2 separate regions of the Mus musculus genome follow, and region 2 is linked to region 1. The links are chromatin loops, found by intact Hi-C in ENCODE. Cell type or tissue: gastrocnemius. All regions are shown on one strand. Region 1 holds the start of Gli2 (GLI-Kruppel family member GLI2). Region 2 overlaps Gli2 (GLI-Kruppel family member GLI2).

What was found. Peaks named below come from ENCODE experiments on the same cell type or tissue, not always from the same donor. Only the 100,000 strongest peaks of a DNase experiment are listed, where the experiment ranks them.
Region 2: a loop joins it to region 1, with 4 times the contacts of the local background. A loop is called at or near these places in 2 of 42 quality-filtered maps.

What each region holds. Positions count from the first base shown.
Region 1 is chr1:119,047,895-119,055,894 of GRCm38, reverse strand. It overlaps Gli2 (GLI-Kruppel family member GLI2), which reads left to right and starts at 2,276. Exons shown (of 14, transcript NM_001081125.1): 1 at 2,276-2,593. In gastrocnemius, no CTCF peak of the experiment used is centred here; DNase peaks (open chromatin) are centred at 4,116, 5,735, 7,173, 7,827 and 4 more places; H3K4me3 peaks cover 4,869 bases; H3K27ac peaks cover 5,985 bases.
Region 2 is chr1:118,998,854-119,006,853 of GRCm38, reverse strand. Gli2 (GLI-Kruppel family member GLI2) reads left to right here. Exons shown (of 14, transcript NM_001081125.1): 2 at 4,648-4,814. The coding sequence starts at 4,679. Among named protein-coding and RNA genes, the nearest start is that of Gm51642, 42 kb to the right of the region's middle. In gastrocnemius, a CTCF peak has its summit at 4,783; a DNase peak (open chromatin) is centred at 5,177; H3K4me3 peaks cover 632 bases; H3K27ac peaks cover 909 bases.

The DNA of each region.
Region 1 (8,000 bases):
GTTGAGCCGCCTGGTGCACAGGTTCCCAGCTTGGTAAGCTGTCCCCACACTGGGGTGGGCTTCAGTGTGCAGCTGGTCTTTGAGTCATTTCCGTTCCTGTAAGTAACTCCTCATCCACAGCCTGTAAGACACAAACCTCATGGGTTCACCAAGTCAGACTGCAGTGGTATCCACACTTTGGACTATTGTGGGTTCCTCCCTGGGTGTGAGGGGCAGAGAAGTAGACACAAGCTGCATCTTCTCAGAAAAACGTCCTGTCACACCCCACCATGTATCGCCACACCAGAAAGTTTTCCATTTGAACACCTTGTCACCTCCCCACCCCCACTCCCCCTGACTTCCAACCTGGGAAGATGACTTTGGGGAAGACAAAGTTAGCATCAAATCCTTGTAGCATCTCTGCCCTTCCCCGCTCTAGATCAAGAAGGAAGGTAACAAGAAAGGAAGAATGGGACACAGCACTTCCCCTTCTGTTAAAAAGTAAGTCAAGGTCAGTAAAAGACTAGGCCAGCAAAGGTGCTTGCTGCGAGCCTGGGTGGGGTCCTCAGCACCCACATGACAGAAGGAGAGAAACAGCCCCCTCTGCCCTGTCCTCTGACTGCTGCCAGAGGACTGTGACCTCACACCCTGTCCCACAAAATCAATATGTGGAATATAAACTTTAAATGTAAAACTCAGGGTCTTGGAAGTGGACCTCGGAAGGAGAGTATCCATAGCATTTGGAATGCCTTGGGCTATTTCATAAAATAGATACTGACTTGCAGAAACAAATAAAGCTAAGGGAGAGCCCACGGTGTAAACTGTGCCGTCCACCAACAGTGATCCAATCAGTGAGTAACATGGGCTGAGAAGGAGCTTTCTCTAAGGCAGGGTGGAATTGGTCTGGAGGCTTGGTTCTCTTGCTTTGAGAAGGAGGGGCTCGAAAGAGATGTGACCAACATTCTCAACAGGACACCTCTATTTAAATGGACCGACCTTAGATTATTGTGGGCAAGTTTCTAAGCGTCCTCAGGCATCAGTCACTCCACCTTTAAAAGGAGGATACCCTATGGCAGGCTAAGCAATACAAAGGAACTAGACCTCAGGAAGAAATATAAAGAAGTCCCGCGGGCAGCTTTCTAAGAGCAGAGCCCAGGAGAGGAAGCTGAGTCCCATGGCTTGGGAGGGCACGGCCATTTGCTGCCTGCTTGCTTCTTGGAGTGGACAGTTCTGGACTGTATGGAAAGCCGGGGCTACTTAAGCAAATGCTTTCATGAACAGCCTCATCTACACTTTGGCCTGCAACTTCGGTGAGCCTAATTCTTCCTTCTCCCTCTGATTACTTCCATCTGGCTGCAGCAGCTTCAATGGAGTCTCCGGGATTAAAAAAAAAAGAGAAAAAAAAGAAAAAGAAAAAGAAAAAGAAAGAAAGAAAGAAAGAAAGAAAGAAAGAAAGAAAGAAAGAAAGAAAGAAAGACCCCTCTCACTGCAAAACATAAGCAGCAAGCCTAAGGTTGGCGTCACTTGTCGCCGGCGTGCTCTCAGATGGCGGCGTGAGCGAGCCATGGCGAGGGGCGCCTGGGACCCCGGGCACCTGCACTAGCTGCCCGGGCGACGAGGGCCTGCGTGAATCCAGTCTTGCTTCCCAACCCACGTGTCTTCCTTCTGCTACGGCGCACAGAGGATCCGGGAGTTTTGGGAACAACCAGCGGAGGGCTGAGGGGGTTGGGAAGAAAGGGGGAGTTCAGATATTGAAACCAGCAGTCGCAGCGCCCGAGCTCCGGAGCTCATCTGACTTGAGTTAGCAACCCCCCAACCCGGCGCCTTAGAAAAAGTGTTTGAGACTGGCGTGTGCTCCTGTAGCTGGAACTTTCTGGTAGGGGTGCTTTATTTCCTCCGAACTGGGTTGGAAGAATCTGCGATAGTCCCAGCTCTTCTCCTCCAGAGTGGCGTCTGGGTCGTCACCCCCCACCCCCACTCCCTAACTCCTGGGTTCTCTGGTCCCCCGCTGGAACTTTCCGAAGGGGTGCTTTCCTTGCTGGAGCTGAGGTGGGGGAGAGTCTGTGTTCGCCCGCTGGCAATCCCCCTCCAGGGTGGTGTCCCCCCACCCCCAGCCTCAGAGGCAGGGTGCACGCGGCGGGGCGGGCAAGCTAAGGACGCGACGATCAGGGTTTGCCCAAGCTCAGCGCGCGGGGGCGCTGCGCCATCCCAGAGACGCTGATGGATTGCATGAGTGCCGGCGTTCGCCAGCCGAGGCAGCACGGCTCCGCGGACTTTTTTTCAAACTCCTCTCATCAATGAGACTTCGAGGAGGAGCGGGAGGCGGCGGCGGCGGCTACAGAGGACGCGGAGGAAGGCGAGGAGGAGCCAGAGGAAGGAGCACGGGTCGTGCGTAGCATCGCAGCCGCCCGGAGCTGCTGGCCTGGTGTCCTTAGGGACTGCCCGAGTCCCCCGCCCGCCTTGGTCCCCTCCTCTGCCTGGCCAGCCCCGCCCCGGCAGCCGGAGCCCCCGCACTCGGCAGCCCCACTCCAGCCAAGTTGGGATGGGGCCCTGCAACCACTGCCCGGCGCCCGAGAGGCCACCTGCATGCTAGAGGCAAACTTTTGTCTCCTCGGTAAAGTTGCATTGGCCTTCCCACCCTTCCTTTTTTCTTTTCTTTCTTTCTTTCTTTTTTTTTTTTTCCTCCCCTTACTCTTGGTGGCGAAGCACTTCCTAGCCTGGCCAGCTTCGGCTGAGATGCTGTGGCGGTCTTGGAGTGTCTCTCATCCGTTTACCGGAATCGAGATCGTGACACTGATTTTAGGGGGGCCGGCTAAAGAAGGCAACCCTGATTAGTGCCCTGGTCCAGCAGCGGCAGGGCTTAAGGAGGATCTTGGGGATCAGAACTCGTGGCCGGGGTCGATTTTATTACCACAGCCCTCCACTTGAGGGGAAGTGCTTCTTGTTCTTGGGTTGCTCGGGTAGGCCGGTCTTTGACCGGTGGTACCGCTTGGAGCCTGGAACTGTTTGGGGGCGACGTGGGGGCTGGGGTGCGCCGAAGCTCCCTTAGATGGGCAGCTGGGAGCGCGCCTGTGGGACTGTGCGGTGTGCTGCAACCGCCGCCGGCCACTTGGAAACTTGCAACTCTACTTCTCCGCGCTGCGAGTCCGCGTCCAGGAGCCAGTCTTTTCTTTCTTCCTTCTTTCCCTCTCGTTGAACCCTGTTGCCCCTTCCCTCCGCCGCCAGTCTCTGGACCTCGGTTCTGGCTTCCTTACCTTTCTCTCTTATCCTAGGTCTCCAGATCCCCTTGACTTCCAGAATGGATCCACGCGTAATCCTTCGCCGAGGGATCGGTTCCCCCTACTCCTCGCTTTCATCCTAGCCCCCACTTAACACCCCCCAAGCAATCTCTCAACAAGTATATTTGCTGAGGAATTTGAAAAATCCACTACTGCAACTTGATCTGTGTGTGATGGATGAGGAGCGGCGCGGACAGAGTTGGGCGCCAATCCTATTAAGGGTTTAGAGAGAGGGGAGCGTTTTTTTTCCTCCGGGATTGGGGGTGGGGGGAGGGACCGTGTGCTTGAGTGAGTTCGAGAGGGCTCCCGCCGCGCCGGGAGCTGGAAGTCCACCCAACTGGGCTCCTTTTCAGCCCGGCAGCAATTGCTCTCATTTCCTAGGAAACCTGACTTTTAGAGCTTGAGGACACTAAGGATGGAGCCCTTGCGCTTCACCTCGAGTGACCTGGCTACAGAGACGCAAGGAGTTTGTGGGGATCCCCCAGGGCGCCTCTCCTTCCAGGCTTTGTGTGTGTGTCTGTGTGTGTAACTGTCCTGTGATTCCCAGAGCCGATCCCAGTTGGAGCAGGGGTAGGAGAGACTTCTCTTGGTAGTCTCATCCTTCAGAGACTGGGAAGGGATGGGTTCTGTACCTCTCTGTTCCCCAGCTGGGGCATCCTTCATCTTGCTGTTCGGTGGCCGCACGATGTCCTGGGCCCCTTGCCCCTCCGCCCTCGCTGGGCGTGTAAAGGTTTAATCCCCACAGCTTCAGATAAAGGGAACAGTTGTAAAACGCTCATATGCTGTTTGCAGACGAGGCTCTGGGGGATGTTGGAGAATTTGAAAGTAAACGTTTCCCTCGCAAGCGGCATAAAATAGTGTTTAAACAAATATTGTATTGGCATGCTCCGGGGGCTCGGTGCCAAAAAAGAAAAGTAAATAAACGGTGAAATCCAAAATATACAGCACGGGGGGGATAGCGGGCAGAATAGGCGGGCTTGTCACAAGTCTCCCTGATGTTATCTGTTTGTTCTAGCCACCTCTCCTTCGAGCCCCCTCCCCGCCCATTTCCTCACCTTGGCTGCGGTTTCCCTTTTTGAGTAGGCTTCCGTGTGTCTGGGGGACTAGCCCCTTCAATGGCTCAGTTGGTCTGGAATTGGGGAGGGAATACATTGTGTTCCTACCTGGATTGGTCTCCCCCAAGTAGGAGGAAACATTCCTGATGCTTACTCGCTTTGAGTTTTGAGGCTCTTGCTTTCTCCCAGCTTCTGTTCTATCCTGGGCACTAATCCCAGAATGTCTAATCTAAACCACGCAGACCCCTCCTGCTAAAGGCTTCACTCCTAGAGTCTCTACATCTTGCTTTCCCTTTCTCCAACCAGCTCCTTCTCTCTAGAGGGTTCCAAGAGTTGGGTATGGCCTCTTCAGGATACAGTTTCTACTCAGACGCTGCCTGCTGTATGGAAAGCTCACCTGATGAGTTTTAACATTAATTATGTTTAGGGAGACTTAGGATGCCCCCAAATGTCATGAGGTATTTCCTGATTCTAGGGGGCTTAGAGTCACAACACACAGAAGAAGGTTCTGTGTACTGTGCCCTGTAGGAGATCTGCTCTTGTCTTTGTCCTGTATCTGTGGGAGAGGCCGATGGGAAGCAAGTATCTTCCCACCCAGGGCTGGACTCCTCCATGAACGAACTGGGACTGGGATTGATAGATCTGTTTCTGTGCTTAGGTGGGAACTGAGATGGTGGAAATATGCACAGAATTCAGACTCACTGAGGTCTTCTCCCAAATTCAAGCCGGGCTTGCTTGGAAGGAGGACCACCTTGAAGTGTATATGGAGTTAGCTTCACTTTCTCAGGATGTTCCTTGGGCCTTGCAGGCTTGGAAGAACATTGAGCACTGAGCAATCAAAGAGGGTGTGCTTTTGAGTTGCATAATTGTAAGAGGGTGTGTTTGTGTGTGTGTGTGTGTGTGTGTGTGTGTGTGTGTGTGTGGTTACTGGTCACAGGCTCATTTCCTAGCTGCTGTGGGGGTCTCAGGGGCTGTGTTCTGTAGCTGGCTTGTTTGCACTGCAGCCTGAAAAATACACAAATACTTCACTCTTTTTTTGTACTTCTACAAGAGCCCTGTACACAGTGCAGCCCCTGGGGCTGGATTAGTGAATCCGGGACAGTCTGCAAGCAGGCAGACAAAATTGGATATTTGCCTACACTAAGTACTCTTCTTCCCTCAGCATTCCACTCCCGGAAAACTTCAGTGCCCAGACACTAGCAGTTCCCTTTAAATGAGACCATGAGGTTGTTGTATGCACTGTGAATGCGGCTGTGACCCCTCACACCCAGCTGGCTTGTTAAAGCTCAAAAACAGAGTCCTAAAACCTTGTGGGTGCAGCTGGCCTTCGCTGGTGCAAACCGCAGGGAACAAGGTGGGGCTGCTTTCCCTGTGTCTTTAGGCGGGGGTCTTGGGTGGGAGGTCTACCTGTAGCCTGTTAACTGGCACATCAGGGGCCAGAGGCCAGGTGGACTTCACTGTGGACAGCTGCAGCTGCTGGGCCAGGGCCCATTGAAAGGGAACCCCAGGGAAGCAACTCCCTCCTTTCTTCTTTTCACTAAGCATCAGAGGCATGGACATGTGAGGAATGCCAACTAAAGACTGTGTTCTCAGATTCTAGAACACCAGGAGGGGTAGAGTCGGTGACTGGGTCGGCAGCCAGGCTACCCAGATACTTAGTGCCCAGCGTGCTCTCATTTTTAAAGAACTTAGGGGAAGAGAATAAGTACTCTGGTGTCCTTTGCTGATAGGTATGGACTGAGGTTAGCAGCAGTGGCTGTCAGCTGACCGATAGGATCTTAGAGTAAAGAAGACCACCTTCTCTATGATTCTGTGGCTTTCAAGTAAACACAGCTCCATCCATACTCAGCACTTGTCTTTTTTTTTTTTTTTTCCAAATCTGAAGGCTTGTGGAAAATGTAAAGGACTTAGAAAATGAAAACTTTGGCCATTGTTTTTAGATTTTTGAGGGTGACAAAAGTGTCACTTTTAAAACACACATTTTAAATCCTGGGAAAACCCAGGGAGATGACCTCTCTCTCGGAGAGGCTTACTGTCCTGAATCCTTCCAACAACTGAAGAAGTCTTGTTTCTACTTAGGTTTTCCTTCTGGCTTGTTACGTATCATACATGAGCTGGGAAATAACTCTTTCAAGATGTGACCAGACAGGACCCATTAATTTTTTTTTTCTTTTTTCGGGACTTGGGTTTAAATAGAACGAATCAACGTGGGTTTCTTTCTTTCTTTCTTTCTTTCTTTCTTCCTTTCTTTCGTGTGTGTTTCACATGTGTGTCTTTTAAAAAGGCAGGTTGTTTCTGGACAGTGTGTTTTAACTGAGTGCTGGGTTTCAACATTAGCATAAGAAAACCACTTTTAGTGCTTTGGCTTTTGTGTTGAATGAGGAGTTGGTACTAACGGGAGGCACGCTGAGAAGGGTGATGGCCCATTGAGATTCTTGCGGCAGTCCCTGCTCCTTTGCTGCCTGCGGATCTGGGATCAGATAACACTTTTATCTTGCCTTTTCCCAATTCTCTGCCCTTTTTGGTTCGGGCACTTTTGTCCGAGTTTATTGACTGCTTTCGTCTCTGCGAATCTGTGGAAAATTTAATGAACCTCAAACCAGCAAATGAAATAAAGAGAACTTTTTAATTTATCAGCCCGGGGCTAGGATTGAATCGCCTCTTTGGGTGCAGAGGGTCCCAGTCCTCCAGTGAGAGAACTCAGGAAGGCCAGAGGGTGGTCCCTATACAGACTGGATTCCCACTCAAGGGAACGTAAAACCCGGGGTCTCAGAGGCCGGTGGCCAGTCTTGCTGCAGCCCCCCAGCCTTTTCCTCCAGGATCCAGGCTCTGAGGGGTTGGCATGGGTGGAGGAGAGACAGTTGCACAGCCTGTCTCTGCCCTCTGCTTTCCCTGGGACACAGTTAAGTATCTCCCTACCTCTAGACCTGGCTTTCACCCTGTAATTAGGCAAAGCCCCGGGTGTGATTAAAGCTGCTGACTTGGCAGGGCTTGGAGTCCTTTTTCTGTATGAGGGTGAACTCTTGCTCTTTCCTCGTCTTACTCGGCCCTCATACTTCTGGGTTGCTGGGTGTCTCACTTATTCTTTCTTCCCGGTTTATCCCTCTCTCTCCCTCCCTCCCTCCCTCCCTCCCTCCCTCCCTCCCTCCCTCCCTCCTTTCAATCTCTTCTGTCCTTTTCTCCCCTTCCTAACTTCCTCTCTCTTTTCCCCATCGTTCCTTTTCTTCTTCTTGTCTCCACTTTCTTCTCCCCTGCCCCCCTTCCCATACCCTCTTCATCCCTCCTTTCCTCCCCTGCTCCTCTTTGTCTCTCCCTCCTCCGCCCCACCCCCGCCCGTCTGCCCCGCCCCATCCCTTCCCGCCCCGCCCCTCCGAGGTTCCGCCGTCCCGGTGGGGCCGCGCAGGCCGCGTGTCCGGGCGGCGCCAAGCGCGCCCGGTCCCGGGAACATTCCGTGCCCGAGCGCCCGCGGCCTCCCACCTGCGCGCCCGCCCGCTCCGCGCGCGCAAACAATGGCCACATTGTTGCGGCGGATGGCGGGAGCCGCCCGGGACCCTGCTCGTGGCCCTGCTCGTGGCTGGGAAGGAAGAAGGCCAGAGGGCCAAGTCCTGGCGCCCGCCTGGGGCATAGTGCCCACCTGAGCCCGGGGCCGACACGGTGTCCCTAACCTTGGTCTCCTTCCTCATGCCTT
Region 2 (8,000 bases), 49 kb after region 1:
CTTGCCACCAAGGCTGATGATCTGAGTTCAATTCCTGGAGCCTATAATGGTCAGAGAGAACTGACCCCATAAGTTGTCCTCGGACTTCCACAGATGTGCATGTGTGTGCACATACATTAAATAAATGCATGAAAAAAATGTCTGCAATCAAGGCAGGGTAGGTTTTCACTAGCTCTTGCTTGAAATATGTGCCTATCTGATCTGTATGTGTTTTTGCACATGCGTTGTGGATGCATGAGTGCATGTGCGTGTAATTCCTTCTGACAACATATATGTGACAGGTGTATGCAGTAGCACTGTTTGTGTTAAATGAGACCATGAGTGCATGAACATGTATGTATGTATGGCTGTGTACTTGCACACACAGACACCTTCGTACACTAAGAGTGCAGCGTATGTTCCATTTGCTGTGCCCATGCATTCCCATGTGCTCATGTATGTAAGACGGGACAGGCATGCTGCCTGGCTGAGATCAGAAAGGATGCGAGTGTGCCAGGGCCTGTGGTAGGTGGCTATGTTGGCTGGGAGGCCAGCTCCTGCCTCCCTCCTGGAGGTTGATTTCACCCCAGGAAGTGCTTATGTGTGTGACTCACTCACAAAGGAGTTCAAAGCAGCCAGGTGGTGGTGGGTCTCCAGGAGTTCAGAGTTCCTCATTCTGAGTATCAGTGTATTCACGCCACTCCTGGAAGGCTCCTTACCCTGGCCTGTGCTGTGGACCCCGTAACACCTGCTGTGATTATCATTCACCGTCATGCTGAAATGATAGAAATAGAAAGTGTGGCTCACAAAAGACCCCACTTTCCATCAAGTGCAACGGCTGTACAGGCACCATGCTTATGATAGGGTAACACTTGGGCTTTCTCACTGCAGGCCAAGTGCAGGGTCGGAGGTAGGAAGCCACCATGCGCAGAGCTGGTATTCAGTGCCATGGAGGATGAGGGTCCCGAGTATCAAACTCAGGTCCTCGGGCTTCATGGCGAAGGCTTTCCCCACAGATTCACTCCCCCCCCCCCCCCCCCGGCTCTAGTGAAATATTTAGTCCATAAAGTCTTGTTTTAAGCGTTGCTTAGAAATTACTTGGAGACAAACAACAGGGAGCGATAGACACTTCCCTCGCCGTCCTGTGCATGCTCGCAGGACACAACTGTTGAAGAGCTTTCTCGTTCTGATCTGTATGAAACAGGATCTTTGCATATGCCCCAGGCTGACTGTGAATGCTTGGACCTCTTAACTTCCAAGCTTTGGTTCCATGCCTAGGTTTATAGACATGTTCTGCTAAGTCCTGAACTCATGAAGTGTCTTTAAAATGCGGAGAGCTGGGGAGATGGCTTAGTTGGCAAACTGCTTGCCACACAAATGTGAGGGTCTCGGTTTGGATTTGGTTTGCCTGAAACCAGGCAGGGGATCCCTGGCGCTTACACACCAACAGTCAGTTTATCCAAATCTATGAGCCCCAGGTTCACCAAGAGACCCTACTTCAAAGTCATCATCTTTATCAAACCATAGAGTGACTGAAGGGATCAATGTTGACATAGGGCCTCCACATGCTTTGCCCTCCCCCAATACCTGTGAATACACACCAACACATGCACAGTGCTTTCTTTGCACATTTTGTGGGTTCTCCAGCCATATGTCTGGATGAGAGGTCTCATGGAAAAGCCCCAGAGGGCCTGAGACCTGGGGAAAATCTCTAATGGAAAGGGGCTCCTCCCCAGGGCAGGCCCAGGCTCCCCTTGGTGTAGCAGATTCCTGTGGAATGTGCGGGCATTTCCAGAGCTGTAAAAGAAAGTGGGGTGTTGACTCTCCTCCCCTGGAGTGTCCTGGGGCTCTCAGACCCTTCTTTGAAGAAGCTTTTGTGTTGCCTGTGGGAATCAACCCACATAGACACTCACTCACCCAGCCAGTACCCATGAAGCCGTGCACAGACCCCTCCCTGCTGTCCCCAGGTGGTGGGGGATGGGGTCCGCACAAGGACGCAGGTACAGTGGTGACTGGCTGTCCCCAGGAGTGAATGTATCTGCTTGGGACCCAGGGTGCTTGGTGTTTACCCAGAAATTGAGCTAATCCCACTAATTCCTGTGAATTATGAAGACTCTTGGCTCTGTCTCCTGCCTTCCTCTCCTGTGGCAGAGGTAAGGGGGGAGGGGGAGCGTGGTGGCACTGACTTGCACAGTGGGGAGGGGTGCCCCCTGAATCCCTGGTGCTTCTGTGTGCAGCTGTTCCTTTTTACTCAGAATCTGCTGCCACAGCCTGAGTGCTGAGGCTCCTGACAATTTTGTGCTCAAGCCCTCAGGATGCTCTTCATTGGGTGGCTGTTCCCCCCAGGGCTTCTAAGTAACATGTCAGTAGACTACCAAACTGTTCACCTTGCTCTGCTGCCTCTGTGGGAAGTGGCCTCCGGCAGCTCATTCCCAGCAGAATCCTGAGGTCATCAGTGAATTGGGGGTTACCAGGTTGCTGCCACTTGTTAGGGTAGGACAGAGGGGGATGAGCTGCCACTGCCAAGTCAGTGCCTGGGAGTAAGGGAACAAAAGAGGTTCATTTCTCACTGCTCTCTTCTACCCCCTCCTCCCTACTCTTTAGACCTCCAGACCCTTGTCAACAGGAGCCTGGTCCTCCTGCCAGGAAGATAAGGGATGCACAGGGAGCCAGCCTCTCCCTCTGCTAGAGGCTTAAGTGGACCAGGACCCAGCAGGAGGAGCTCCAGATGATTCAGTGGTTTAAGAATGTTTGCTGCTCTGCTGTTCTTTCAAAGGAGTTCAGTTCCCAGCCACTGTGGCTATGTGGGCAGCCTGTAACTCCAGCTCCACGGGGTCTTACACCTCTGGCCTCTGAGGACACCTACACTCATTCTATGCAGACACCTGTGCATAAGCATAATTTAACATATTCAAAGTAAAGAGCTAAAAAGGACCCAGCAGGACACTAGAGGAGCTCTAGCCTGGGGAGAGGAGCAGGCCAGTTGCATTTGTTTGTTTATTGATAGGGTCTCTCTGTGTAGGGAGTATACCAATTACATCTATCTATCTGTCTGTCTGTCTGTCTGTCTGTCTGTCTATCTGTCATCTATCTGTCTGTCTATCTATCTACCTATCTAGAGACAGGGCCTCTCTGTGTAGTCGCCCTGGACCTTAACTATGTAGATTGTGGCCTCAGATTCACAGAGACCGCCCTGCCTCTGCCTCCCGAGGGTTGGGGTTAAAGACAGGTGCCACCATTCCAGATAATTCTACTGGTTAATCTTGATCAAAAACCCAGTGGGATTTAAAATCACCTAGGAGACAATGGGCATAGCTGTGAGAACATGCTGGTGTGGAGTGTCAGGTAGACTCATAATCTGGCAGATGTAGGGTTCCAACCGTGGACTGTCCAGAGCAGGGGACTTCCTGGGGAAGGTGGCATCTTAATGGGGTTTTTCAGGCAAAGGTGAAGTGTATTCTTGGAGAGGCACCACTGGCTGCTGGGCTACTTGCTTCTGGTGCAGCCATGACAGTCACAGCCCTAATAAGAGCAGCTGATAGGGTGATGCCAGGCTAAGGGACAGTGTAAGAAAAGGAGGCTTTAGCAGGTGGCTGGTGACTATTCTCATGACAGAACCCCATAGTAGCAGATGCTATCATCATTATTATTATTATTATTATTATTATTATTATTATTATTATATGCACGTGGCTTGCATGTAGTGACATGCACGTGCTGTCTGACTCCCTGAAGTCAGTTCTCTCCTCCCACCTTTATAGGGGGTTTCTTTGAATAAACTCAAGCTGTCACCCTGGTGCAGCAAGATACCTTTACCTGCTGAGCCATACCGCTGGATCTAAAGCGACAGATTTTAAAGATAGCTTAAACCAGGCTTACTGCTATATACTTACAATACAAGCATTGAGGAGTCGGAGATAGGAGACTCAGGGGCTCAGGGGCTCAGGGGCTCAAGGTCATCCTTGGATGAGCTTTAGGCTAGCCTGGGCTATGTGAGCCCTGATAGCCGCCGTGCTTGTGGTGACCCTCAACCATAAAATTGTTTTCATTGCTACTTCACAACTGTAATTTTGCTACTGTTGTGAATTGTAATGTAAATATGCTTTCAAATGGTCTTAGGTGACCTGTGAAAGTGTCCTTCCACCCCCAAAGGGGTCCACAAAACGATGACAGTTAGTGATATGAATATTGACTGACTGACTGAATGAATGAATGAATGAATGAACATCCACATGAGTCAGCCAATGAAGGAAGCGCAGAGGCAAAGTGGTTTGGGAAAGCATTCTTGGAGAAGTCTGTTGTATTTCTGTTTTTTTCCTAGACTTCGGGCTCTCTGTTCGGTTTTGTTTCTCCGGGTCAGGTGGTTCTCTGCTCCTGTATGTTTTCATCATTAAGAACTTGTTGCTGTTTTGTTTTGTTTTTTAAATTCAGGTTAAACAATAAACAAACTAAAATGTTCAGTTCCTGTCCTTATGGCCATTCAGCAAGCAGACCCGTCGTTTCTCAGGATGACTATGTCAAAATTATCTAGGCCTTCCCTCCTGGGGTCAGAAGACTGAGTGTGAACTTTGGTGCTGTAGGCCCCGTGTGGTGTGGACCTGGGTTGGTATTTCCTAGATGGGTTCGGGGTGCAATGTCGTGGCTGAATGTCTGTGTCCTTTCCTCCAGGGTCCGCCACCAAAGAGTATGAGCCTCTGAGATGGAGACTTCTGCCCCAGCCCCTGCACTGGAGAAGAAAGAAGCCAAGAGTGGTCTCTTGGAGGACAGCAGCTTCCCCGACCCAGGGAAAAAGGCCTGTCCTCTGGCGGTGGCCGCAGCTGTAGCCGCCCACGGAGGTACACTTTCTGTTTTGCACGCCCAGAGAGCGGCAGGGGTGTTTTTCACGAGGTCATTAGGATTTAATGAGTGCGCTGGCCCCTGTCATCTGGGAGGCACGCTGGGTTTATGGAGGGCAGTGCCTCTGCCCTAGGAATCCCAGTCCCCAAGAAGGTGGCTTGCAGCTTTCTTTGGAGAGCTGGCTCTCCCAGTCTGGTGGCTGAGGCTTGAGCAGGGAGTGGGGGGTGGGGGAGGAGAGTCTTACTGGGCAGCTGCCTGGCCACCCTGGGGTGTGTTCAGCTGGCACCAGGAAGATGAATCCTGAGAGCTTCTTGCCTCTTGCCCGCTGCGGACTATTTCAGAAAGCAATCGTCTGCCAATGCCTGCTGGCTGTAATTAGAGGGTCAGGTATGGAATTTACTATCTTAGGTGGATTTCTGGCCAACTTAATTACAACAGAAGGGACTCCACGAGCCACAGTCTCTCATTTCACTGTCCCTAAGAGAGATGTTCTCCAGTTTCCACGGTCCGTGCCAGCATCCTAGTTGGATAGTTTGGCGGGAAGGTGAGACCTCCCTTGTCACTGGGCTGTCCATCTGGAGGCCACACAGCTATTCTGTCTCAGAGCAAAGAAACAGATTTATTTTCTACCCCTTTTAATTCAAACACATTTAGTTGTGCTCTGATGCTTTCTTGTCCAGGCCAAATACCCGAGGGGCCATGCACAAGGGAAGGGCTCAGTTTGTTTCTTTCCACCCCTGAGCGAGGCTGTGTATATGGTCTGTGGTCTGTGCTTGGAGTAGCATCAGGGGTTTGAACTCGTGACATGGAGCCACCCTTGAGTCACACAGGTTGTTGACACTGCATTGGTTTTCTTCTCTCCCCACGATTCTAAGTTGAAGGTAATTGTCAAGTCACAAGTGGGAGATGCGAGTGAGGTCAGCCTTGAGCACCTCTGGGGACAGGCTCTGAGTTTGTGGGCCTGGTGTGGAGGCTTAACTCTTAGGTCTAGAAAGAGGAGCCATAGCCCAATAGGTCATCCAGCCAGGGAGGCATAAATGGAGGCACAGCACAGTGGAGTGAATTCCTGGGCAGTGGTGGTCCTTAGATTCCCCCCTGCCCCATTCTCTGAGGCTGAGAGAGTTCCCAGGAGCTCTCTTCCACCTGTCCTGAGGGAAACGCCCTGATTTGGCCTTCCTCTCTCAAACAAACAGAGCCATTCCCTGCCCTGTCACAACAACAGAGAGTAGACTTAGGCAGTAATTAGACAGTAATTAGGACATAATTGAGGGGAGAGGGGCCCTGTGGCATCAGACCAGTTGTCACTGTTGAGGCCAGTGACAGCAAATGCTTGAGGGGTTATCTACTGGGAAAGGGGGCAAAGCGTGGAGCACAGCCACTGCAGAGGAGCACCAGCCCCACATGTTATGTGGAGCACAGCCACTGCAGAGGAGCACCAGCCCCACATGTTGTGTGGAGCACAGCCACTGCAGAGGAGCACCAGCCCCACATGTTGTGTGGAGCACAGCCACTGCAGAGGAGCACCAGCCCCACATGTTGTGTGGAGCACAGCCACTGTAGAGGAGCACCAGCCCCACATGTTCTGTGGAGCACAGCCACTGCAGAGGAGCACCAGCCCCACATGTTCTGTGGAGCACAGCCACTGCAGAGGAGCACCAGCCCCACACGTTGCCCACTCCGTGCTCTCTCAGGTGCCCTTCGTTAGGGAGTTTGGCTGATGAGGGTTTCACAAATCAGACATTTGTCACATAAGCAGGTAGTTTATGGCCTGTGGAAGTCTCAGGCCAGGCGCATGCACTCAGGAGCCAGGGGGACCCAGGAATGTCTTCCACTGAAATGTGCTCCTGTGGGGCTGGTAAGCTCCCTAAACAGCTAATCTGGAAGGGTGTCCAGGAGTCTGGGAAGAGTGGCTATGCCTGTGTTAAAGGGGACACATGTGATCTGTCTCTACTGAAGATGGGCTAAAGGGCAGGGGCAAGGAAGCCCAGTGGTGCAACCCAAAGGATATTGCTGGGACTTGACTTCTATGTTAGCTGCGGTCCTTAAGATCTTAAAACCAAGTTGGCACGATGCCTCTCCAGGTGGAGGTGCTTGCTGCTAACTCAGATTCCATCACTGGGAGCCATGTGATGTGGTGGAAAATGAGAACCAGCCCCTGCAGGTAGCCATCTGACTCTCATACATGCATGCATGTGTCCCCTTAAATAAGTGTAATTCAAACTTAAGAAAATATTTTAAGATGCCACTCCTGCTTAAACTCTCCGTGGCAGAGCAAAGGTTCCACGAAAAACACCTCTTGTACTCAGACCCCCAATGCCCCAGACCAGTGGTTCTCAATCTGTAGGTCATGGCCCTTTGCCGGGGCAGGGGGGCGGCGTTGAATAACCCTTCCACAGGGTCACATATCAGATATCCCACATATCAGTTATTTACATTATAATTCATAACAGTAGCAAAATTACAGTTATGAAATAGCAATAAAAATAATTTTATGGTGGGGGGATGTCACAGCACTGGGAAGGTTGAGAGCCACTGCTCTGTAGCGTCAGATATGGGCTAACTAACTTCCCAGGAGTGTGCTCTATGTGAGGAGATGAATGTAAGAAGCAGGAGCCAGTCATTGGAAGCTGCCATGGGCTTCCTTGGTGTAAAGATCTCTGGGATCATCTCTAGGCCTGGTCGAGGTTCAGCATGGGGGCCCAGCAGGAGGGTGGAAAGGATATCTTCAAACATAAGCAGTGAAGGGAGACATGTATGATCAATAAAGAGTCCAGCCACAGAGGCTGGCTGCTGGGAACCAGCCACATTTGCTTAGCCTCTGAGGCATTTCGCTCTTGCGGCTCTCAGCTTGCAACCATATGTGCGTATCTGTCGTGAGAATGCATGGGACACAGAGGCCTGGCGGATGGAAAATGCTGCAGGTGTGGGTGGTGCTGGAGCCCATATGTGGACTGAAGAAGTGTGTGCTATGTGTCTGTAGGGCTTCAGGTACATGATGAGCTGCAGGTATATGTGGGGCCACAGGTGTGTGCTGGACTGCGGGTGTATGTAGGGCGGTGCAGGAATATGCTAGAAAGTGTGTGTGTGTGTGTGTGTGTGCGTGTGCTTACCTGCAGGTGCATGCCGGGCTACAGGTGTCTGACTGTTAGTGTGTGGACTGCAGGTGTGGGCTAGGCTGCAGGTGT